Linked DNA regions of Homo sapiens: regions 1, 3, 4 and 5 are each linked to region 2. A link is a loop called in an ENCODE intact Hi-C map of the cell type or tissue named here. Cell type or tissue: dorsolateral prefrontal cortex. All regions are shown on one strand.

Region 1 (5,000 bases), 420 kb after region 2:
CAAGTATCTGCTTGTAAGATAGACAAAAAAATGTCAGAGGAGGGAGGAAAGGGGACAAGGGTTGCAAAACTGTTGGGTACTGTGTTCAGTACCTGGGTGATGGGATCAGTTGTACCTCAAACCTCAGCATCATGAGATATACCCAGGTAGCAAACCTGCACATGTACCCCCTGAATCTAAAATAAAATTGAAAAAAATTATAAAAAACAAAAATTTTTTAAAGATAAAAAATGTGATAACTGCAATAATAGAGATATGTACAAGATATAGAAGTAACACAGAAAGGGGGTTTAGGGTATTTAGCACTTCCTCTCTCTGATAAAGTAATGCCTGAGAAGGGCTTTAAAAGAAGTAGGAATCCCTCAGGCAGATGAGGGGTGACAAGGAGCCCCAAACTGAGAGAACACCTGGAGGGTAGAGTGGGTGGCCGGCTGCAGATAGCTCAATATAGTAAGAGCAAATGGAACACAGGTGGGAAGTAGGACTGGAAAGGGAGGCAAGGCCAGGACTTTCTCCTATGAGGATAAAGCGGAGCCGCTAGGAAATTTAAATAAGGAGGAAATACCAGCTGTTGTTTTTTAATGGCTCTGTAGCCATGTGGAAGATGTATTCGAGGGGATCACATTAGAGGCAGGCAGACCAGTTGGAAAGCTTTTGTGGTTGTCCAGGCAAGTGATGAAGGTAGCAATAGAGATGGAGAAAAGAGGATAATTTGAAAGTTATTTAGAAGAAAAGTCAATGAGAGTTGATAATTAATTAGCCATAGGGAGTGAAGATGCAGGAGAAATCCAAAGTGAATTTGGTTTCTCATCCAGGTAACAAAGCCATTCATCAAGAGAGGGAGTACTGGGAAAGCAGTGAGTTTGGTGGGACGGAGAGTTCAGGTTTGGTTATGTTGAGTTTAAGTAATCTATGGGTTAGGACATATATGGGAAGAAATCAAGTAGGTCATTGTATAGATGAGCCTAAAGCCCAAAGACAAGGGTGCGTTACAAATGTAGACACGGAAGTCAGTAGTGTATATGACATGGTTGAAGCTATGAGCAAGCTTGCGGAAGAGAGTTTGTCAATGAAAAACTAGGATGGAGAGCAGGCACTCCAAACACCAGCACTTCACGGAACCTTTGGGAAAAAGGGTCAATGAAGAAGAATGAGTAACACCATGCCATTCAACGACAGATTAATTCCATAGTCATATCATCCAGTTTTGCACAGGTCCACCTTTCCCCCTATCCCTCTGACTTAGTTGCCTTAAACAGAGTATCTGTTGTTGAGAGAGCATCAAGAGGTATGTCCTCTCACAGGTCCCAGGCTTTGTGATCATTCTGAAAGGTTCAGTAGTGTTAGACAGCACTATCTTCTCCCCAGCTATTTTTAATGGGACTTTACAGTCAAAGCCCCTGATGGTCTACTTTTTAGAAGTTAGCTCTCTAGGTTGAAGTTATTACAAACATAAATGCTTTTTAATGACAAATTTGCCTTAAAGGTATGCAGGGCAGTTGTCATGAGCAACATGGAAAATGAGCCCCTGAACTGAAATGTATGTTTGGAATTAAACTTTTCAGGTTGTGCATGATGAATCATTTTCAAGCTCTGTTTCCCTGCTAAGATTGTAAATGTTGGGTTCTTTGACCCGAGTCTGAGAAGGTCTCAGGAGAGGGTAATTTGGCTATGATTCTGGAAGACAATATGTTGTTTCCCCTCTCCCCCAGTTTTCCAACAGATGATTTATCAGTGGTTAAAGGGTCCCCACCCTCTGTATTTAGGAATCTGGTCAGAATGCTTCAGGATGCTGTGTCTTACAGATGGGAAGTGCTCAGGAGCCATGAGATACTTGTTTGAATGATCAATTGATAATGAATTAATATTTTTCCCTTCTCTGTCCTCACTGATCTTTATTAACCCAGACAAGCAGCCAGTTTCCCTTCAAGCCTCTGTTTTTGCAACTGTAGGTTATTCATGTTGGTGCATATGTATATACCAGCTGACTGGCTGTCCCTTTTGATGTTCCTCTGACTCCTTTGGAGAATAGCTCAAGCGGGCATTTCCTGTGAGCTGGCAAGTGGGCGAGGGTCACTGTGCCCAGGATGGGCTTCTCTTCCTGTCTGTGCTCTTCACACGAGGAGTTCCCTTGGCATGCATTTGGTATTGCCAGCATCATAGAAGCAAAAGCTTATCCAGAAAGAGGCCCTATGGTGTATTTTACAAGAAGATTCAACCTTCAGCAGCCTGGTTTTGTTCTCCTGCTGCACAGTTTATAAGTAAATGACTCCTGGATATTGATATTGCAGCTCCCTCTAGTGTCACTGTGGCTCAGGCTCTCATAGCATTTTTTCTTGCCTTTCAGAAAATATAGACAGCACAGAATCTGCCAAATTCACAGCATTTTAAGTAGATTTTCCCAAACATAGCCAAGGCAAATATGAGGTGATTTTTCCCCTATTAGAAAAGGGAATGTTTAATGAAGATGTAGGACCATTCCAGTTCTAGTTTATTTTTATTCCTATTTTTAAATTTTGGGGGTCCTAGGAGGAGTCCTGAAGTAATCATTTATAGATTAAAGAGTAGCTGGCATGAACAAGTAGAATCTTTCTTGAGATTCCTCCTGCTACTCTTGAGATGCCAGCTACTCTTTATAAAGAAGGAATGTGAATTCTTTTCAAGAAAGATAATGAGAGCCAAGAAGAAGTTACTTTAATCCCTGGTAGAGAAAATACTGGGTAAGGGCAGAAGGAAAAAATTTGACAGGAAGAACCCTATCCATTTGTTCTGAAAAATTGGTTTGTTTTCTGAAATAACTTTTGAACTAGAAATTTGTTATCTGAAGTCAGGTCATTTTGAGGTTTTTTTTTTAACTAAAGGAGTTATTAATATTTGAAAAATGGCTACAATGTGGTACCTAGAATAATATAATACTCCTACCTAAATTAACATCATTGCAGGCTCCATAATAAAGATTTATGAGATACCCATCAAGCAAAATCCTATTATGGAAATCTCCATTGGTCTGTGTTTGGGTTGTAACTGTTTTCAGGGTTATGAACCAAGTAAAATCACTCTTTTTCCCTCCTCTTTTACACTCTAGTCTTCTCCCTTTTGCCTTTGCTCTTAAAGCTAGAGTGACTCATTATTCTTCAACCTGTCTATGTATTATAAAATGAAGAGATAAGGAAGTGCTGCCCACTCAGGTTATCTATCTAGGGAGACCATTTTCCTTTAGAGCATCCAAAATCGTGAAACAATTTATCATTTCTTCTTCGTAAATCACTTTGATCCTTTATCTCAAGTAGATCTGTGAAGCTAAACATAAATTCTTATTGTAGTATCCACATTCTTGTCTACTCACAAAGCTCTGGAGGACCTTATAAAAATGTGTGTGTCTGTGTGAATGTCTAGATATAATTAGAATATCACAATTAAAATACGAGTCACAATTAGAATACCTTCTCTGCTTCTAATATTAAACTACAAGGTCACAGTTTTTTTTTTCAGCCTGACTTGACATAGTTAAAAACTAGACTTGGCCAAACAATTCTCTCTCATAGCTTTAGGTTGCCCTGTCTTGGATTCTAACATACTGCTGGTGTTAACTTGTTTGTCAGGGCTGACCCTGGCTTGGAGGTATTGAATGTTAGCAGTTTCTTTTTGTCTGTCCTCTATCAAATTTGTGATCAGAGAGCCTCACTGCTGTGGCAGGTGGCTGTCGGGACTCAAAATAAAGATCTATTTTTCTGTTTTGCTCATTGTTTCAAAAAATTAGGATTCTCTAAGATTGCATTAGTTTGACATTTGCAAGTTGTTAACTGCTTTAGTCATTATCAGTGTTGCATTTGTACAACTTTGTAGTTTACAGATGTACGCTATATACTTGATCCCAATTAATCCTCACAACTGCCCTGTGAAGTAGATTTCAGTGTTCTTCATATTGTCTCCTTTAATAGGGAGACTGAGACCCAGAGAAATTAGTGAAATGCTCAAGGTTATACAGCTAGTAGCAAAGCTAAATCCCAGGCCTCCCAAGCCCTTGGAGAGTGTCATTTTTTATAATGTAACAGCTAGAGTTTAACCATCCAATCTGATTCAGCCAAATTTAGTGGTATGAAGAGTTGAGACCCTTGAGCTTTCATTCCAGAAGACAATATAATATTGAGCAAATTTAACTGGCAATGGGGATAATGGTGCCATGTGCTGGATCCAACTCCTATACAACTAAACAATGACTAGTATAGAATTTTTAAATACCTGGTAACACTTAAATGTGAAATATTGCCAACAGTGCAGTTACAAAAATAACAAATGTTATGATTGATGAGCATATAGGATTATATATTATACTGCATATACTAAGACTTCGAGAGCTTTCCAGAGATAATATTTTCTGAAAGATATATGTTTGAACTTGAACTCAGGCTGGGGATGTCTGTTCAAGACCAGAAGTTTGCTTAAAAAAGAAATACTTAGTATATCCTCAAACTGAATTAGATAGGTAGTAGAAGACTTGAAGGAACTTGTGCTGAGGTATAGATAGATAGATAGATAGATAGATAGATAGATAGATAGATAGATAGATAGATTGATTGATTTCCATGGCACTGATCACTGATATCAGGCTTCTTTAACTGTAGTAAATATGATAAACTAGAGAATAAGAGAAAGAGAGAGAGAGATGCTTTTCTCCGCTGAGACTCCCTTGTCTTTGATCTTTTTTTTTTTTTAATCTATTTGAATGGAAATCAGAATGTGCTGCTTCTCAGAACTGGGTCCTATCTGAATCTTCCTAAGAATGTGTACATTTTTCTTTTTAAATAAAAATGACTAGAAATTGCTTTTTTAAGTTTTGCTTTTCTGTATTATTGTAATAAACATGCAGTGTAAACACTACAGAGAGTGCATGTTCCTGGGAGCCTTTGATATTTGTAATGTGGCAGTGTGCCTCTGCTGAGGAGGGAGAGCAGAGAATGACCCTCAGTTAACAGGGCTGTGGAGCAGACTCCAGACCA
Region 2 (5,000 bases):
AAGTGTAAGTCTAACCATGTCACTCCCTGGCTGGACCTACATGCACTCAAGGGAGAGGGCTGAGCTAAGATAGTAATTTGGGATAGATCACTTTCCAACCACGAGAGAGGTGGGCTCACCAGGGGAGGGCGCGTCAAGTGAGAAGAAAGAGAAGAGGGCTTAAGCCAAACCCTGAGATTCTTCAGGGATGGGAGGGGAGCACCCAGTCCCAAGAGGGAGCAGGGAGGAGGAAACCCAGGAGCCAGTGCCACTGCAGGAAGGAGAGAAGCTGTCAGGTAGATCCATGCCCAGACCCCCTGAACAGAGCGCTCACTTTGTTCAGCAACTTAGAGGTTGCTGGTGACCTCAGTAAGAATCGTTTTATCTGGGAGACATAAAAAACAGAGGGCAGAGGCGTGGGGAGGAAGTCAGAGACGGGGGCAGTGAATGTACACAACTCTCAGTAATTGGGACTGGGGCCAAGGTGGGAAGGAAGATCACCTGAGGCCAGGAGTTTGTGATCAGCCTGGGCAACACAGCAAGACCCCATCTCTCCAAAAATTTTTAAAAAATAACCGGGCATGGTGGTGCACATCTGTGGTCCTAGCTACTGGGGAGGCTGAGGTGGGAGGATCACTTAAGCCCAGCAGTTCAAGGCTGCAGTGAGCTGTGATCCTGTCACCGTACTCCAGCCTGGGTAACAGAGGGAGACTCTGTCTCTGGAAAAATTAAAAAAAGAAGTGAGACTGGGACAGATCTGGCCATGGCAGAGGAGAGCCAGGGTCAAGGGAAGGTTTTATTTGGAATAAGAAGGAGCAGACCCACTCAGTCCTATATCCTTGGCCCAAGCCTGTCCTGCTCACTCTCACTACCCTACCCTTCTGGCTCTGGCTCCCAGAGATGCTACTTGCTCTTGAAAATTCTGGCTGGGGGAGGTGGGAGGGAGTGATATAGACAGACTGTCAGATTCAGAGTAGGGAGGCCCAGATACAGGGCATGGTCACCTAGATGTCAGCTGCAGATCCAGGGCAGGGGTGCTGGTATCCTGGGCCCTGCTCCCCCTCTCATTCCCCACCTTCATCGAGCTGGGGCCTTTCTTCATGGAGCTCTAAGAAGGAGAGGAGAGGCAGGAGGGAGCTGGAGGTGGGGTAGAGCACCAGGAGGCTCCGTAGGCATCTGGAGAAGTGAGGAGGGACAGAGAGGAAATATTAACTCAGTCAGGGAGCCGTCAAGGTCCAGAGTTGGGAGTCTGTGATAGTTCAGGTCCTAGGCCTGCCCCCACCTCGTCAAGTGATGCTAGGCTCTGTCCTATCATATCCGAGCCTCCGAGCCCAATCTGTGACCAGACAAGGCTAAACAAGCTGACCCCACTGGCCTTCCTGCCACGTCTTCCTGAGAGGTGAGAAGCAAGGGTCAGTCTGTGCTGCTCTGGATGGGAGTGGAGCTGGGAGCCAGGGCAGGGCAGGGCAGGGGATGACAGGCACCACTGCGCCATGTTCCAGCCCTTCTATCTGTGTGGAGGACACGGCTGTGAAATGTAAGTAAAACCCAAGTCTAATTTCCTCGGTCAGAAGGAGGAGGCACTGCAGCATTTTCAAACCCTAATTAAACCCGCTCGGGCGGTGTAACACCAAAATCAGTTCCAAGATCAATATTGCTATTCATTTAGAAGTGTAACGAGGTTAGAGAGGTGAGCAAAGGAAATAATTAACTCATTTGCAGCCTTTTTAAACAGAAACAGTCGTTTTAATCTCCAGGGTAATTAGCTATGCTCTGTCCATCAATCATGACCTCAGCCATTATTTTAAGTATTTGATTAATCAAGGAGGAAAGGGGTTAAGCCACCCCTCCAAGCCCCCAACATTGGCCCACGTATTGGGGATGACCCCTGGGCAGGCACTAGAAACACTTCTCCGGGCGGGGGGCAGTCTAGGCCAGCATTGAGAGTGGCCAGCAGGGAAGGGCTACAGCACAGAGGGTGTCCCAGGTGAGACACGTGGGCAGGTGGGGAACAGCTCCCTCTCCTGGCTGGTCTCCTGCGAGAGGACAAGCCCTCCCTGGGCATGGAAGTGCTGGGGCCCTGGAGCCCCAGGTCCTGGTCCATGTACCGCGCCTGGCTTGCTGAGTGACCTCAACAAGTCCCTGCTACCATTTCTGTCCGTCCTAGGTGGAGACGGAAGCCCATGGAATTAATCCGGAGCTCACGGGTTCTAAGTGCCCAGGGGCCTCCGGCCACTGGAGGGCAGCAGAGCCCCAGGGACCCCTGAGCCCGTGGGCTGGGCTTGCCAGAAGCGGGCGGCGGCTGCGCGGGAGCTGCTGCCTTGGGAAGCCTGGGTTCTGGCGGATCCGATGGGAAAGTCCGGTCTGGCTGCCATCTCCAAGGCCTCACGGCAGCCGGAGGGGTGGGTAGCCCCGATAAGTGTCCTCATTTGGCAGACGAGAACCAAAGCTTCGGGGAGTGCCAGGACCTCCCCGTCCGGGCCCCCACACCCCAGTTCCTGAGGCTCATTCCTGAAACCTGGAGGGGACGCCCCCGGAGATGAGGAGGGCAGAGCTGCCCGGACTGGCCTCTGTCTTGTTCTGACAGCCCGGGCGTGGCCACCCTTCTCAGCCAAAAGGGGATCCTGGGGGAAGCCAAGGCCCAGACATGGGGCCTCAGATGGGGGAAACTGAGGCCCAGAGAGAGGCAGGGCTGTGCTGATGTTCTCATTAGTATTTGTTAGCAAATGTGGGGCACAGAGTCACTGCCTCAAGGTCCTTATGATGCACTCGGGAAAACCGTGTGCAGATGGTGACCAGGCCGTGGGTGAGAGAGCTCTAGGAGGCAAGCCCGGGGTGGGGAGCCCCGCGGGGCAGTGGGCACAGCCCAGGCAGTCCAGGGAAGCCTCCTGAAGGAGGGGGCCTCTGAGCTGACTCAGAATGAAAGGTGGAGAAGTGTATTCCTGACAGGGAGGAACTGGTGCAGGGCACGAAGGAGTGGGAGTCGGTTGAATGAGTCGTGAATTGGGCATGGCTGGCCCACAGGCCCTGCAGGAGAGCAGGAAGGTGACAGGAGCCTAGGATATGGAGGGGGATCCAGGAGTGTGAGCGGAGGCTCTGGAAGGGATGCGTGAGGGCGGCTAGGGTTCATGTGGCCTGCCCTGCTGAGCCCGTTTCTGTCCACTCTAAACAGCTGTGCTGGGCGTTGGACCTGCCCTATGGTGCTTGATGTCGCTGGACCCGGGACCACCTCTTAGTGCTGTCCTCCTCTCTAGAGCCCAGATGAAAAATGACGAGTCCTTGGGAGGGCAGGGGTTGGGGAGCAAGTGTTCCTAAAGGTTCTGGGAATTCAGGGGTTGGGGAAAAGGAGACAGCCAGGATAGACATAGGCCGAGCCCACATCGACCTTCCTTCCAAGACAGCCCCTCACTGCCCTGTGCCATGCCAGTGCCAGCACCATCATCACTGGAAAGGCCTCTCCTTGCATGCCTTTGGCTTTGGGGAGCTCACCACCTCAAACAGCTCTAATGGGGAGAAATTTTCTTCAGCTGCTGTCTCTTGTCTCTCTACAGTCCCTGGCTCTTTGCCTGGGGTACCCTGAGAGCCCTGCCTCAGAGTCTTCTGGGACATCGCTGGGGTGCCCAAGACTGCAGTAGTCAGTCCCATGGGCAGGCAGGGAGTACTGACTGTCATCATCAGCCAACGAGCAACCAGAAAGGCCAGGGGACTTGGCTGGCTGGCCTAGCTGGCATCGGATTTGGGGGGAGTCTTCCAGCCCCAGGCACTGTCTCGGCAGACTGGGGGAGGGCAGGAAGGATGGGAATATGGAAGCAGAAGAAGGAGGAGAAAAAGAAGGGAAGGAGGAGGAAGGAGGACCAGGATCTGGCCTGGAGCTCGGTTGCCAGGGGCAACAGCATTGCATTCTGAGGAGGAACCAGATGCTGAGGAGGGCGGCAGGAGGAGGGGAGCTGGGGTCCAGGCAGCAGATCCAAGGCTCCTAGGGCTTGGGGGCGGGGGTACCCATTTGGCAAGAACCCCAGGAGTCCCAAGTGTGTGTGGAGCCCTGGTGAGAGCTCCTTAGTGGCTATTCTGACCCCAGGGCTCAGAGGCAGACATGTGGAGTGGGAGGAAGGCGGGGAGGGCTGGGCCAGCCACATTTGTAAGCTCCCCACAGCCGCTCTCCAGGCTACAATTTGTCTAGGACTCCAGAGCGAAAGCAGTTGTGAGGCTGGGACCGGGGCAGGGCTGGGGAGGAATGCTTAATCCAGCCAGCGCTGGGGGCCACACCCGGGCCTGCTGGGGCACTGGCCTGCCCTCCCCTCCTGCTGCCTCAGTCCAGGGGAGGAACAGGAAAAGTGCACACTGAAGGCTGGAGTCCTCTAAGGCCGTGGGCACTCCCCAGCCCCTCTCAGCTTCATTTTCTGTGTCTATAAAATGGCGCAAAAAAACCTTGCTCTTGGACACGTTTATCAGCAGTTGTCTACGTGCAATGTCGGGGGCGGGGGCGCTTGTTAAGACAATAAGAAATAAAGGAGAAAAACGTGATCAAAGGAAGTCACATTCACCTTGCATTTAGCGGGGGATTTGTACCCCTCTTTTCCAGGCCAGCAAACCAAGGCTCAGAGAGAGCTGGGTATTGAAAGTGCTGGGAACTAAGCATACCCTGTAAGACTCCAAAGCCCTCCCCACCTCTTGTTGCTCCCACCAGGACCTCCCTGATGTTGCCCTTGGAGTAACCCCCAGGCCAGAACTAGGTGTCATTTTCAAGCCTCCTCCCCAAATGTCCCCGCAACCCCTCCCTGGTTTCCTAGCATCAACCTCCATTCAACCTCCTCAACCTCCTCTGCCCCTAACCTGACAACAGGGGTAAAACTCACCCCTTGCCCGAGCAATTGAGGCTCCATCCCACCAGCCAGTTAGCTCCCTGTCCCTGCCACACAGCCACAGCCTAGCCAGTTCCCTTTCTGCCTGCAACTACCATTGTTGTGCAAGAAACCACCCCAAAATATAGTGGCACAAAACACTGACCATTTTCTTCTGTT
Region 3 (5,000 bases), 520 kb after region 2:
CACAGAGATGGGAAGTGGTATGGCCAGGACACCCAGGCCTAGCCTGGCCCCAGCCTCAGGTACAGCTTCTTCCCCTTCAAGGCTCAGTTGTGACTTTTCATTTTCAATTCTTTGGCCACTTCACAACGATCCTTCCTCCCCAGGCAAGAAGCGGATCTGTGTGCTGCCCTGCCACCCTGTGCAGGGCACCACCCTCATCACTAAGGCCCTGAGAGGCTCAGCCCCCATCCTCACAGGCCCAAGCCCAGCCTCCAGGCCAGTCTGCGTCCTGCCTGCCCTCCAGGGAACCTATATCCAACTTCAGCCCTGCAGCCTCCCTGACAAGCATCTGCCAGCCTCTGCTTACACACCTCCCATGATGGGGACTTCACTTCCATGCAGTCACTCTGTCTCGGGACAGCCATGCCCTACATATGGGTGAGAAGTACCTTTGGATGCTAAGCAATGCCATACAACTCTCCCACCCCAGTCTGTGTCTGACCCCTCAGCCTTGGGCAGTCCTGTGGGGTGACTGGCTGCAAGTCTGCCTTTTTCCAGGACAATCAGCCCTGATCCTTGGACTCAAGACCAGTTTCCAGTGACCCCCACAACTCAGACTGCCTCCTCTGGACACTGCCAAGTTGCCACAGACCCTCTAGAGTCTGCTGTAGTAGGATCCTCCTAGGCGTGAGGCAGCTCGACAGGAAGGACCTTCCATGGGGCTCTGGGACTAAGAGTTGGCCTTAGTGCCAGCGGCCAGGCCTCTGCCCTCCCTACCCACTTCAGATCACCCTCAAGCCCCAAAGCCTGGAGTGCTGTCCCACCACCACCCCTGCCGCCCTCCACTGGCTCTACCAGGAAGGTCAGCCCCCTACCCCCACAGCAACTGAGAGGCTGGCAATGGGGGAGCAGCTCCCCCGCCCCCTGCACCTGCCTCACCTTCTTCCTCTGCTCCTTCTGCCTCTCACGAAACTCCTCGAGACTCCGCAGCTCCTCACGCAGGGTCAGGGCCAGCTGGATGTGTGAGCTGCCCACATTCTCCATTTCTGGGGGCAGAGCATGGATACTGGTCCCCAGTGTCAGATCTGATGGGCCTCAGCCACCCACAACTCACCCGTGTGGGCCAGCCCAGCCCCAGCCCCAACACCTCATCTTCTGTCCCCCCAAACCCTCCACCAGCCTCGCAGTCCCAAAAGATCCCATTGCCCCAGGGTAGGGGACTTACGCTGCTTCAAGGAGTCAAAGGAGGCCCTCAGGGAGCTGCAAAACAGATGGGTCCAGGTCAGGAGGAGGAGAGCACAGCGGGAACCTACAGTCCAGGCTGCCTCCCGGCGGGGTGGGCAGTGGGGAGGACTTTTATTTTGGTGGGAAGACCCTGGGTCACTCTAGAACCAAGGGACCCTTTAGCCAGATGGTGACCATCCACTGGGGCCCCAGACTGATTTCTGGAAGACAAAGCTCTCTGCAAATTAAAGCAATCAACCCTCTGCAATGTGGCAGAAGGAGGAGGTACCGAAGGCCCCCACCATCTGTGCTCCTAGCTGCATTCTTAGAGAAGAGGGGATTGTCTTCAGGACCCTCCCTCCCTCCCCTGAACTCCTCTCCCACATTCACAGCCCTCTCTCCTCGGCAGGTACCAAATGGCCCCAGGGTGAGGCTACAGGGGAGGGGACAGTGTTCAGATGGGCTCTCAGCAGGTGGCCCGGGGGATGTTTGGAGGAGGTTGGATGGCCGTGGGAGAGGCTAGCAGGGCAGGGCGCAGGAGTTGAGAGGTGGGCACTGTCTGCCAGGGAGGGAGGGAGGGAGGGAGGGAGGGAAGGGCCCAGCACTGCGCATAGGAGGCAGGGAATGATGGGCGGGGGCTGCCAGAATGAACACATAAAAACAGGACACCCAGTGCAATGTGAATCTCAGATGAACGAGCACTTTTTGAGTATAGTATGCCCCTTGTAGTATTTAAAACGGACTTTTATTTTTAAAGTATTTGTTGTTTATCTGAAATTCACGTTCACCTGGGCATCCAGTATTTTATCTGGCTCTCCCTGCAGCCTCTCTGTGGAGCAGCTCGGCTGCCCCCTGGCGGCCATATGGCCTCATGACGCCCACCGGACAGCCCTGGGTGGAGGGGGCAGCGCACCAGGCAGGCTTCTCAGGGGGCTTCTCCTCTCAGTAGACACCTGGGGAAGCAGAGGCCAAGGAGGAGCAGTAGCCTGGCAGGAGCCTGGGGATCCAGGCCTGGGGGAGATCGGTGGGGGCCAGGCCCCTCGCCCTAAACTCGTGGATCCCAAAGTGAGGTCCACAGACCAGCGGCATCAGCATCCGCGGAGCCTGTTAGAAATACAGATTCTCAGGCTCCTCCCCGACCTCCTGAGGCTGAGGCTTCGGGGTGGGGCCCGGCCCCAAGCGCTGCTGATGCCCATCCAGACGTCAGAACTGCTCACAACTCTGCCAGCACAGGTGCCTTTATTATCCCATTTCACAGATGAGAAGCCAAGGGTCAGAGGAGTGAAGGAGCTGCGCCCGTGGCCACCCTGCGGTAAGAGGCGGAACCAGGGAGAGGAAGAAGGAGAGGGGTGGCTGTGTGGTGACCCCACCTTCCCTTGTGGGGCTCAGGACTCTTCTCTGACTCCTCACCAGCAGTGGCACCTCCAATCCCTCTGCTTCCTGTCAGTTCACCCCTCAGCTCAGTCCCACTCATTCAGTTAGAGGCCTCCAGGCACAGCGTGGTCCCCGCACCCCCAACCCAGCCCTTACGCACACCACCCTCCAGCCCCGCCTCCTTCATGACCACAGCATACCCAGACCCCTCCCAGAGCTCAGGGCCTGCACATCCACTTCCCCGCCCTCACCTTTTGGGTCTCATATCTGACAGATACCTCAAATTCAGCGTGTCCAAAACCGGACTCAGCACCTGCCCTGCAAACCTCTCCTCTTCCAGGGCTCCCCTCTTGGCAAAGACACCACTGTCCACCAGCTATACACACCAGAAACCCAGGAGTCACACCAGGCTCTGTCCTCTCCCTTCCTTGCCGCCACCTTCTATTTTATCTCCTAAATCTCGTGACTGTCCTACGCTAGCTGCCACCACCGCTGCAGCCCCTGCCGCACCACCTCCACCTCCCACCTGTCAGCCCTGCTCTCTGCCCCTCCGCCCGTTGCTTCCAGGTGCCAGGCTCCATCTTGCCTCAGGGCCTTTGCACGTGCCCATCTCCATTGCTGCATCTTTGCCTGGCATCCTCTTTTGTCCTTTCTGAGCACTGATGTCACTTTGGGCTGGCCCAGCGGATGTCTGTCACGCAGCTGAACCATGAGCCCTTGAGGACAGGGGCAATGCCTGGCTCTCCTCCTCATTGTCCCCAGGCTCATAATCTAAATTTTCTCAACCCCAAACCCACCTGTGGGCCACCCCGGTTCATGGTCTCAGGCTGAGGGGTGCTGTAAGGAATCGCAGGTTCTGGGAGCTGCTGGCCCTTTTCCCAGCCCCCACCTGAAAGCTGGGAGCCTGCCTGAACGTACAGCACTGCCAGGTGGACATTCAGCCTCTGTCCCACCCCTGGGACAGTCTTGACAGTGATGGTCTGTGCTCACCTTGAACTCCCATTTGTCCCCATGACCTGGCTAGGCCTTGGGTACTGCATAGATACTGGTGCTACCTCTGTCTGGGGTACCTGGGCAGGCAGGCTTTGGCCCCTCCAGGCCCCTCTTCCTGTCCCCTGGGCTGCAGGCCTTCCTGCCCCAGGTCCCCTGTCCCCGTTGCTGGAACCATCAGGCCACCCTAGTTCAGCTCACACAACAAGGCCCAGAACACTCCTCCCTTTCTTGGCCCCAGATGAAATTTCAAGGAGGCAGCCTCAGCTCTGTGGATGAGAGGAGGAGCCCAGCTTTGCCCCAGAACCCCCAAAGTGAACAGCCTTGAGCTCTGATCTTGGGGAGGATCTGGGGGCCACATAAAGTCATTCTCTGCCCCATGAAATTCCTGCTTCCTCCCACCGTCTGTGCAGGGAAACTGTCAAGATCTCCCTGAGCACCTCTACTGTGTCTCCATCGCATGTTGAAGACAGGGTCCTGCACAGGCCTCTGCCTACTGCCATCTGTCACCAGTGCCTTCATGTGTAACTCATCCCATTGCCCTTTTTGACTCGGCTCTCAGGAAGCTCAGTCTGAAATTCTGTGCTCAAATACAGTCCAGATTTCCAGTGTGTTTCCTGCTCTGACCCCACTGTGTCCCTGCTGCCTGCCCACCAGCTGACAGGAGTAGCCCTCTCGGCTCCCTGTGCTGAGGCTGTGCCCACGATGAGCCAGCGTCAGGGGACATCTGACAGGAACAGGGCCTGGCTCTCTCCCGCCAATATCCTCAGCAATGTCGTCATTCTCTCTGAGTTCAGAGGAAGAGAGACCATGAAAAAAATTTTAAAAATCTCTCTGACAGGAAAACCACAGCATTTTTGGTTTGTGACAACTGGGGGTGAGGCAGGGACGTGAGGATTCAAACTTGCACCCCTTGGGGGCTGTACCTGCCCACTGGTAACCACAGAGGGGCTACAGGAAGCTGGCCTTGCCTTGGTTTTCCTTTGTTTCCCAAACCCCTGCCCTGTGCAGCTTCTGGGGGCATGCAGCACCCCCAGCACCTTACCTGACGCAGGATGAGCAATAGGGGAGTGGAGGTGACAGCTTTCTGAGGGAGGTGACATTTCAGGCAGGCCTTGAGGGATGGGTGGGACTGGGCAGGGGAGCAACAGGGCAACAGCAGGAGCAAAGGCCCAGAGGCTGGAAAGGAGAGTCAGGCAAAGTCTCTGCAGGGCTGGACATGTGATGTCAGCAATGTTGGTAAGCCCCCTGCAAATACTAACACTATCTTTTTTTTTAAGATGGAGTCTCGCTCTGCAGCCCAGGCTGGAGTGCAGTGGTGCAATCTGGGCTCACTGCAACCTCCGTCTCCCAGGTTCAAGTGATTCTCCTGCTTCAGCCTCCTGAGTAGCTGGGACTGCAGGCTCGCGTCACCATGCCCAACTAATTTTTAT
Region 4 (5,000 bases), 280 kb before region 2:
CCAGGCAGTCTAGGATGGGGTGAGGTAGGAGGGCTTGCTGTGGTGGCCTGGGCCAGCCCCTTCTGTCTGGAGCCTCAGTTTTCCAGCTGTTAATGGGCACTATAATCTTGTCTCTGCTCACTGGTGCCCACGACGGCGACACAGTCCTACTCGGGGGATGCAGCTGGCTACAACTTTCCAGGGAAGGTTTTATGGGGTCAGCTGGTATGTCTGTGGCCCACGGTGGTGCTGACTTCAGGGTCTCAGGAGGATGCTTGACAGCAAGGAGCACTCTGGCAGAGTAGCTGATGGTTATGACAAGAATTCCAGTTTACACCGTCCTCTCCTGTCCAGGGAGACAGGAAGAGTACAGAATGACACCCTTCTACAGCTGGAAAACCAGAGGCTCAACAGTCCAGCTGAGCACTGACAGGCCAACAGGGACTCCCAGTCATCTGATGCAGTTGCCAGGCTGATAGTGGAGACATGGGTGAGGGTGCAGGTGAGGTCTGGGGTGGAGAGAGGAAGAAAGCTTCCTGGAGTGCACTCCTTGGGAAGAGCCAGGTGAGGCAGGCTCAAGGGTGGAGGAGGGATGGGAAGGCATAGGCCAGCAGCAGGCCTCAGGCAGCCCCTCTGCTCACTGCAGGGCCAAGGCCCTGGAATCTGGCCTGGTTGGAGTCATGCTGTATCTTCTCCATTCCCTTGTTACAGGATCAACCAGAGACGGCAGAAGACAATCAGTCCATTCTTCATAGTTCTGGGGGACACAGAGGGGCAAGTGCTGCCTGGAGGCATCCAGCTAGCATCTGACAAGAGGCGGGGCCAAGGCCTCCTGCTCCCTCACGAGGCCGCCCACTCAGCTGCCCAGTCTGACTCCCCAGGATGTCTCACCTTGTGCCAGGGCCTGGGCATCAGAGAAGAGGGTGGAAGTGGTCCCTGGGTGCAGAGTGGTGGGCTGGGAGGTGACAGTTGGAGGAACAGTGGCAGCACTGTCCTCTGCTTTGAACCTCCAGGGCCAGCCCAGAGCCTCTAGGCTAAAACCCCAACTCCTTGCTGGTCCCACTAGAACCTATTGTCCTGACCCATGCCACCTGCACCCCCATCTCTAATCCTCTCTCCTCATGCTCTGGCCACATGGCCTTTTTCTCTTTCCTCTCACCATGGGGACTTTGAAAGCGTTGTTCCCTCTCTCTGGAGTCCCCACTTCTCTGGGTCATTGTCTACTCCACCTTCTGGTGCTACGTTGAATGTCACATCCTGCAAGAAGCCTCTCCTGACTCCCTAGTCCAGACTAGACCAGGTCCCCACAGACCTTGTCACAGCATTTGTCCCAGTTGTCATTTTACATTTGTTTGCATGGTGGTTTGGTTTCTCCCTGTCTCATCTGGACTCTGAGGTCTCCACCACGTATTCCCCATGCCTGGCGCAATGTGTGGCATGAAGTAGGCCCACAATGCATATTCATGGAAAGAATAAAGAATGTTGGCTCTCAGTTCAAATCCTGGAACTTCTCCCTGAGCCTTGCTTTTTTCTTCTCTGAAATGGGAATGATAACACCAAGATTAGTGTGAGGGTGAGCCAATGAATGAAAATCTCCTGGCCACACTCTGCCAAGAGTAAAGAGGGAGATCGGGGTGGGGAGGGGGTGGTTGACGCCAGCTGCTTAGGGATGGAAGGACTTGAGACGTGTGGAAACCAAAAGTGATGGGGACAGGTGGGGAAAGACGTGGAGGTGGGGAGATTGGATGTGTTTAGAGATAGCAAGGAGACAGCCCAGCTGGGTGGGGCATTTCTCTGAACACTTGGTGACCTGCTTTTCAGCCTGGCTTAGGAAACCAGGGGTTTCAGAGGAAGTGGGTGGGAAATGCCCACTGCCTCCTCGAATTCCATGTGGGCCACTCTCAGTCTCTCGGCTGGACCTGGTGTGATGATTAGATCTGGAACACTGCCAAAGTTCTCCATGACTGGCCCATGAAGATGGCTGGAAACAGCAGAGCGGCCCTGGGCAGGCATTTATTGGGGCACTGACCCAGCCTCTGTGGTGGAAAGCAGCCAGCCACCAGCCCCTGGTAGAGGAGCTACCTCCTGGAGCTAGCTGTCCAACTGGTCTTGTTCCTGGTCCCTGCCCCAGGCCCCCAGCTACTACTGCTCTGGCCGTAGAGTGGGCCTGGTCATTATTCATGCCATGCCTCTCTGTAAAGCCTGCTGGAAGGAAGACGTGGCAACAGCCTCTGGCCACCAGCACAAGGGCAGGACACAAGGGGACCCCAGAGAGGCCTCTGCACATGACTGCCTTTGTGCAGAACTCCTGGATAGAGGGCCTAGGCTTGGACTTGCTGGGGAAAATAAATGACATAGACTCAGGTTCGTCATCCCTGTGGTGCATATCAGCTTGCTCCCATACTTAGGGAGGGAGTTAAGGCTCAGAGAAAGTGTGCCACCTATTTGAGTTTGCACCGCATAGCTGGGCATAAATTCCCAAGCACGGACACAAAGGCTGTGTGGCTTCCAAGACAGCAGAAGTAAGCGGGAGAACTGGATGGTGGGAAATGGATGGGGATGCAGGCTGAAATTGCTGCTCTGCAAGGATGTCAGAGACTCTGGGGAAAGGCTGTTTGTCTCTGTGTGGCTTCCCTAGGGCTCACCTGGAAGCCCTGGGAAGACTCCTCAGGAGGCGTGCTGAGCCAGAGCAGGCAACAGCCATGAGCTCATCTCCCTTGAGACCCCCAGGAAGTCTGGTAGGGAGGTAGAAGGAAAATGGTCAGGGAAAGAGGGAGAGGGGAGACAACAGGGACTTTGGGATGGGCCACAAAGCCAAGCTCGGACACGGGGAAGAAAAGGCCATTTGCCGCATGCCCGCTGTGTGCTGAGCCATTCCTGAGCATCGTCCCTCGTGGATTCTTTGCCAGTCATGTTACTGGCAATGTATTTTTATTCCCATTGTACCAAGGAGGACACTGAGGCTGGAACTGATACTGGATCTGCCTGATACCAAAGTCTAGGGTCTTCACAGGGCACCTTCATGATGGGTGGGTACAGGAGCCTGGCCCTTCCTGGACTCACATCACAGCCACAGCGCAGCCTGGGCTTCTCCTACTTCCAGCTCCGGACAGCAGGGGGAGGCTGTGCTGCGTCTGGCTGTAGATATGGGTGCAGAAGTGGGTCTGGGCTTAGAGGGGAGAAACAGAAGAGGGGGTGGCCTCTGGCAAAAGCTGCTGGGTTTGGGAAGCCCTTAGCCATACCTCTGTGACGGCTGAAAGGTGGGGGTGGGGGCTGCTGCCTAGATTTGCCAAGTGGCAGCTCTGCTGCTGCCCCAGAACAAAGTCGAAACTCCTCAAATCAAGGATTTATAGCTTCTCTTCCCTCCAAAACACCCATCACTCCATTTCCCACTTCCAGGTCTTTGCACATGCTCTTCTTTTGGCATGGGATACCCTTCGTGTTCCTTTCTGCCTGGCCAATTCTTACTCATCCTTCACTATCTGGCTTCAATGTCACCTCCTCCAGGACCTCCTCCACCCACCACAGCTCTATCATACCTCCCTTATTCTTATTTTCTGAAGGTAGGAATGTGTCTAAATCATCTGTGTCTCCAGGACCTAGCACAGGATGGGGCATATGACAGAAACTTCCTGAACAATGGGCAAAATGCATCCCTCTGGAGAGCAAGGGACAGCCTGGGTGGGAGTAAGGGTGGGGAGGGGGCCCTGAAGACGAAATGCTCACGTGCTAGACTTGTCCAGGATCAGGCTGACCGGGAGCGTAGGGGTGCACTTTACTTCCCAGGGGTGTCATGAGGGTCCAGGGAGATCTTGGATGTGAGGGAGCTCTGCAAACGGTAGGTCCCTGTACTGACTCAACTTTACCTCGTTCCCTGGTTTCCCTGATGAGGCAGTTGGAAGGAGGAGGCAGACCAGTCCTGGTGAGTGTCCGGGGTGGCAAGGATTGCAGTCTCAGCGGTGGCCTCAGCTCTCACAGGCAAGGAGGTGGGACTCTGGGGGCTGAGGGACTACCTTGGGACTCCCCCTTCTATGGGGACCTAACACCATATCAGAGCTGGGCATGGGCTCAGAAATGATGGAAGCCATGCCCTTCCCAAAGGGGGTAAACTGAGGTGCAGAGAGGGGTCGGCATTTGCCCAAGGTCACACAGCAGGAGCGGGACGCCAGCCCGTGAGCCCTGTCCTCCCAGCATGACAGGTGTCTTCACCTGGAGTTCAGACTCAGACGGCAGCTTCACTGACCCCCATCCCCCGCCACGCAGTCCAGGGCGCTCAGCCTACACCGCCGCACACCCATTGTCGGCCCAGAGGCTTGGCCGCTGAGCGCCCCCTGGATGGCGTGGTCTGACCGTCCTTCTCCTTGACTCACCTCCAGCCCCGAGGGCCGGGCTCCACGGCGGCGGAGAGGGCGTCGCCCGCACGGCCCCGGCTGTGCCACCGCCCCGGACTGTTCCCGCGCAGCGAGGTCCCTTCCCCGGGGCCCCCGGGTGGGGCCGGTCGAGCCGGGTGCGCTATCCCTTTAAGCCCGGGCGAGATGAGAGCTGTCAGCGGCAGCCGAGGCTAGCGCGGGACGTCGCCACCCTAGCGCCAGGCCGGAGCTAGCAGCCGCGGAGCCGCGGAGAGCGGAGGGGGCGGCGGGGCCGGGCGTGGCGGGTCCCCTCGCCGCCCACTGCGCGCTCGAACCCTGGGCCCCGCGAGCGGCGGGCGGCACCCGCTGTAATGCGGAGAATGTGAGAGGCAGCGCAGGGCGGTGGGGAGGAAGGGGCGCGGGAGAGGGCGGCGGCGAGACAGACGGAGAGCAGCGGGGAGAACGAGGACCGGGCTGGGCAGGTGGGACAAGGCAGGGAGGCGCCGGAGAGGCCGGACTGGAAGGGGGGGAGAAGGGCGGCGGCGCCGCGGAGGGGGCCGGCGCTTCCCGCGGGAGTGCGAGAAGCCCGAGTCGGCACCTGGGCCCAGGTTCGGGCTGGGAGCGCGGCCGCGGCCCGGCCAGGCAGGGTGCGGGAGCCGGGCCGCCCGCGGG
Region 5 (5,000 bases), 600 kb after region 2:
ACCATTAATAAACCTTAAGTATTTAGTGTTATATACTATTATTGATAGAAAAGCAGATTGAATGATTTGATAAAAGTCAGAAATACAGCTAAAAAATACTGAGCATGGCATAGTGGCGCACGCCTGTAGTTCCAGCAACTTGGGAAGACTGCATGAGCCCAGAAGTTCAAGGCCAGCCTTCACACCATAGCAAGACCCTGACTCAAAAAACAAACAAAACTACTGAACTTGGATCCTCCCTATTCTTTCTACAGTACTATACTGTCTACTTTAATAATTAATCTCAATACTTTTTTGAATGCCCAAAAATCAATAACTTTATACCATGTATTAAATCTTGGTAGGGCTTTTAAAAAATGTTTCTGGTCCTCTAAGTGACTTTTCAAAAATACATTATTGTTTCAGAAAAACAGTCTTCTTATGTTGAGAATCTCATAATATTAGTATATGTACCTAATATTTGGAAATCTTTTCTTTTTTGGGGGGTGGGGAGATGAGGTCTCACTCCGTCATCCAGGTTGGAGTACAGTGGTGCAATCTCGGCTTACTGAAACCTCCACCGCCCAGGTTCAAGTGATCCTCCCACCCCAGCCTCCCAAGTAGTGGGGACCACAGGCATGTGCCACCACACCCAGCTAATTTTTTGTATTTTTGATAGAGATGGGGTTTCACTATGTTGCCCAGGCTGGTCTCAAACTCCTGAGCTCAGGCTATCCACCTGCCTCAGCCTCCCAAAATGCTGGGACTACAGGCATGAGTCACCGTGCTCAGCCTGGAAGTCTAGTCTTAGCAGGCTCTTTATAGTGTTAATTCTGTATATTCAGATATAAATAACATCAAAAGTTTAAATGGATCCCATGTTAAGGTTTAATAAACACATATCCTTTTCTACTTTCTCTCCCATCTTCCCATCCACCCCCCTTTTTAAAAATGATTCGGCAGCTATCAGGGACAAGGCTGCTTTTGATAAAATTTTCAATGGTAATTCTGTAACCAAGAGCCTTGGGAGCCAATAATGCTATACTGCTAATCCTGCATAATTTCTGTTTTGAGAATTTCTGGGAATAGCTTTCCTTCCTATAAACTGATATGTATTAAACTGTGCATTTTTTTAAAGCACAATTTCAAATATTTTAGAAGCTTTTAAGTGTTTCACTACTGAATAAAAATACCCTCTTCAGTCTTCTAGAATAATAGAGGTCAGGTAGCAGTCATTTACCTAAACACTAGTTCTTTTACAATTACTGATTTACAGCGGAGAGGCTCACCTCTTTCCCCAAAGAATTTGTTTTATTAACATCAGACTCTACAAGCCAGTTATATTCACCCAATCATGACAGAAAAGAAAAAATAATAACTTGTTTCCAAATAGCTTTTAACTTAATGTTTCAAAATTTTAAATAACTAGACCAAATAATTTGCATTTTATGTTCAGGTTTAACATGGTAAAAGCAGACAAACAAGAATTTGAGGTACTTTGCTGAGTCAATCAAGTTCTTTTTGAATAAACCATTATTCAAAATACCAAGTGCTTTGATTTCCTTATGAAAGAACCCTTCACTTTGGAGCAAAAAGGTCCATGTTTCAGGAGAAGAGCTAAATTTGGCCAAATTTGCCTATGGAAAGAAAGGATCTCTTTCAACAAGCTGAGATTTCTTTAAAAAAAAAAAAAGTGAAGGGGGTAGCTTTTTCTGGTTCACATTTCACGGCCATTTGAAGAACACAAAATAAGAATAGCTCACATTAAATCGAAGAAGCCAAAAACAGAAAGACTGTTTTTTACAAATGGCAAATTCCTAAAAAAATAACAAAAAAGATGGTCAGTTTCATAAAACTTCAACACTCTTTTTTTTTCTTGTATATAAAAACTTTGTATTCTAGTAGAGGGTAAAAAGTGTTAGGTACAGTAATAAAAAAGCTACCATAATCATTTATTTTTAGATTACAACAGAAACTTGTGAGGAACAAAACTGCCATCTTTTGGTAGACTAATGATTCTACATGAGGAAATATATAATGTGTGATACTAGAACAAATGACTAGGCATTAAAAATTCTGATTAGCCACATGCAAGGTTATATCTTACATAAATAAATACTGCTTATACATGCACATTCAGCAGTCACGCCTGTAATCCCAGCACTTTGGGAGGCCGAGGTGGGCAGATCACCTGAGGTCAGGAGTTCGTGACCAGCCTGGCCAACATGGTGAAACCCCATCTCTACTAAAAAATTAGCTGGGCATAGTGGCACACGCCTGTAGTCCCAGCTACTTGGGAGGCTGAGGCAGGACGATTGCTTGAACCTGGGAGGAAGAGGTTGCAGTGAGCCAAGATTGCCCCACTGCACTCCAGCGTGGGTGACAGAGCAAGACTCCGTCTCAAAACAAAAACAAAAACAAAAACAAAGAACACTTGAACTTTTGCCAGATAGATCCCCAAACTTTAATTATCCTGTGTTGACCATAACTGTTCTTTATATTATAAAGAAATGCTTCTTCAGGCATTTCACAGCCTGAAAGGGTTATCTTTATTCCCTATATGAAAACTTATTAAATATAAGATAAAATTCAGACTGGGCATGGTGGTTCACGCATGTAATCTCAGCACTTTGGGAGGCCAAGGCAGGTGGATCACTTGAGGTCAGGAGTTTGAGACCAGCCTGACCAACGTGGTGAAACTCAGTCTCTACTAAAAAAAACAAAAACAAAAACAAAAATCAGCCAGGTATGGTGGCACGTGCCTATAGTCCCAGCTACTCAGGAGGCTGAGGCAGGAGAATTGCTTGAATCTGGGAGGCTAAGACTGCAGTGAGCCGAGATTGCACCACTGCACTCCAGCCTGGGTGACAGAGCGACACTCCCTCTCAAAAAAAAAAAAAAAAAAAAGGTGAAGTTCAGATATTAAGCTGACTTTCGTCAGTTATAACAGACTTTCTTATAGAAAACTTTATTTTATTCACATATCCAATTACTTTTTATGATTATTTTATTTATGGTATAGTGTTTAGTCTATAACTTTGAGATTGATTCATTCCTCATCCGTTATTTTTTATTTAGAAAAATAATGCATATGGTTTCTGGGTTCATCTTTACACTCCACATCAATTTTTAGGACGTTATTTTTTTTTTTTAAAGGGACAAGGTTTCACTATGTTGTCCAGACTGGCCTCAAATTCCTGGGCTCAAGCAATCCTCCTACTTCAGCCTCCTGAGCAGCTGGGACTACACATACACACAGGAAGTTACTTATAGCAAATTCTAAAAACATATGATTAGAACTTCATGAAGATAGAGACATATTCCTAGGCTGTCAAAAAAAAAAATAACCAAAAGGACTCCCATTGAAGTGTTCATTTTCGGGATCAATCTATTCCTTTAGGCTGTTAAGATTCATCTAATTCATCCTTTAAAAGCAGAGTGTTATAATCAACACATTCTAAGTAGCTGGTGGAGAACACAGAATTAGAACCAGACACCTTTTAAAAGAACTGTTCATAAACAATTTATGAGTCATGTATCTCTTCAAAGTGAAGATTTTCTTCTCAGCACCATCTATTACATCACCCCCTTCTAAGAATACAGGAACATGCACTTCTTATTTTTTAATGGGATAGTAATTAAGTCTTTTGAGTAACAAAAAATAAAAATAGAAAACATAATTAGAATCTAATTCCAGCAAGATTTTAAAATACTGTATTTAACTTCTCTGTTGTTCCTAGGAAGGGAAACCACACCACACCATGCTTTGGTTTTAGATAAGTTACATTGGTTTAAGATAAGTTAATTCCTATAGTAAATGGGGATACTTAATAGACAGATGATCCCAAATCTCATTATCACTACTTGTTTTTCCTTTAGTATTTACAAGCAGTAAAAAGACTGATTTTTACTCACTTTAGTCCACTGTAGAATGAAGACCCAAATAAAAAGAAAACAAAAGATACATTTTCCCCTTAAAAAATAAAATCCTAACTAATCTAAAGCTGATAGTTAACAAATGCATAAAGTTTTAAAAAGTTGATTAAATATAAATTTATGTGAACTGTAAATGCTTTCTTCAATATTCTTTTAAATCAAAACAGAACTGCTTGCCCCTCCAACTGCTACCATTTATTAATATTTATCCACACTATTATAATCCTAAAGAGGAAATTTTTATTTATTTATTTATTTATTTATTTATTTATTTATTTATTTATTTTTAGAAATGAGGTCTCTCTGTTGCCCAGGCTGCAGTGTAGTGGCATAAATATGGCTCACCGCAGCCTTGACTGCCTGGGCTCGAGCAATCTTCCTGCCTCAGCCTCCCAAATAGCTGGGATCACAGGACGGACCATCATGCCCATCTAATTTTTAAATTTTGTTTGGGCATTTGTTAACTAGACAGCTTTAGATTAGTTAGGATTTAATTTTTAAGAGGAAAATGTATCCATAGGGACGGGGTCTTGCCACATTGCCCAGTTGTTCTCGAACTCTGGGCTCAAGTGATTCTCCCACCTTGGCTTCCCAAAGTGCTGAGATTACAGGTGTGAGCCACCACACCTGGCCTGAATGGGAATTATTATCCTCATTTTTGGAGATGAGGAAACTGAGGCACATGAAAGTTTAATAACTTGCCCAAAGTTACACAACCGTGAAGTGCTGGAGCTAAATGTGAAGCTAAGCAGACTGGCTCTGAGGATGGAGCCCCAAACCTCCACATTGATGCTGTAGTTATTAGCAGAGAATTAACCAACTTAGAGTTAGTGGTGGCTTACAGAGTTCAAGCGGCCAATATGATTCTAAATAAATAGCACACTTAGAAAGCATTTACCAAGGAGGGAATGGGGTGTTGTTTAACAGGTACAGAGTTTCAGCTTTCCAAGATGAAAAGAGTTCTGGGGATTAGCTGCACAACACTGTGAATGTACTTAACACTACTGAATGGTACACTTTAAAATGGTTACAATAGTAAATTTGTTATGCACTCCTCCCTCCATATTTGTGAGAAATTGGTTCCA

The links. Peaks named below come from ENCODE experiments on the same cell type or tissue, not always from the same donor. Only the 100,000 strongest peaks of a DNase experiment are listed, where the experiment ranks them.
Region 1: it touches region 2 in a loop (8-fold over the local background); 89 of 110 quality-filtered maps call a loop at or near these places.
Region 3: a loop joins it to region 2, with 4 times the contacts of the local background. A loop is called at or near these places in 70 of 110 quality-filtered maps.
Region 4: it touches region 2 in a loop (2.6-fold over the local background); 6 of 110 quality-filtered maps call a loop at or near these places.
Region 5: a loop joins it to region 2, with 10 times the contacts of the local background. A loop is called at or near these places in 9 of 110 quality-filtered maps.

The regions. Positions count from the first base shown.
Region 1 is chr15:77,116,276-77,121,275 of GRCh38, reverse strand. The region is part of intron 9 of PEAK1 (pseudopodium enriched atypical kinase 1); the gene reads left to right. Among named protein-coding and RNA genes, the nearest start is that of TSPAN3, 48 kb to the right of the region's middle. In dorsolateral prefrontal cortex, CTCF peaks have their summits at 2,106 and 2,307 (motif pointing left); a DNase peak (open chromatin) is centred at 2,275.
Region 2 is chr15:77,540,735-77,545,734 of GRCh38, reverse strand. No RefSeq gene overlaps it. Among named protein-coding and RNA genes, the nearest start is that of LINGO1, 90 kb to the left of the region's middle. RefSeq lists a silencer at 1,835-2,049 and an enhancer at 3,553-4,232. In dorsolateral prefrontal cortex, CTCF peaks have their summits at 1,951 (motif pointing left) and 2,195 (motif pointing right); DNase peaks (open chromatin) are centred at 2,274, 3,774 and 4,124; H3K4me3 peaks cover 1,564 bases; H3K27ac peaks cover 3,155 bases.
Region 3 is chr15:77,021,523-77,026,522 of GRCh38, reverse strand. It overlaps PSTPIP1 (proline-serine-threonine phosphatase interacting protein 1), which reads right to left. Exons shown (of 15, transcript NM_003978.5): 4 at 1,205-1,239; 5 at 919-1,025. Among named protein-coding and RNA genes, the nearest start is that of PSTPIP1, 29 kb to the right of the region's middle. RefSeq lists an enhancer at 4,357-4,406. In dorsolateral prefrontal cortex, CTCF peaks have their summits at 1,860 and 2,059 (motif pointing left); a DNase peak (open chromatin) is centred at 2,082.
Region 4 is chr15:77,819,744-77,824,743 of GRCh38, reverse strand. It overlaps a transcript of LINGO1 not described here. Among named protein-coding and RNA genes, the nearest start is that of LINGO1-AS2, 160 kb to the right of the region's middle. In dorsolateral prefrontal cortex, CTCF peaks have their summits at 2,901, 3,100 (motif pointing right) and 4,340; DNase peaks (open chromatin) are centred at 3,073, 4,314 and 4,511; H3K4me3 peaks cover 1,707 bases; H3K27ac peaks cover 2,361 bases; H3K27me3 peaks cover 691 bases.
Region 5 is chr15:76,938,433-76,943,432 of GRCh38, reverse strand. The region is part of intron 3 of RCN2 (reticulocalbin 2); the gene reads right to left. Among named protein-coding and RNA genes, the nearest start is that of RCN2, 9.2 kb to the right of the region's middle. In dorsolateral prefrontal cortex, CTCF peaks have their summits at 1,780 and 1,982 (motif pointing left); no DNase peak of the experiment used is centred here; H3K4me3 peaks cover 885 bases; H3K27ac peaks cover 3,440 bases.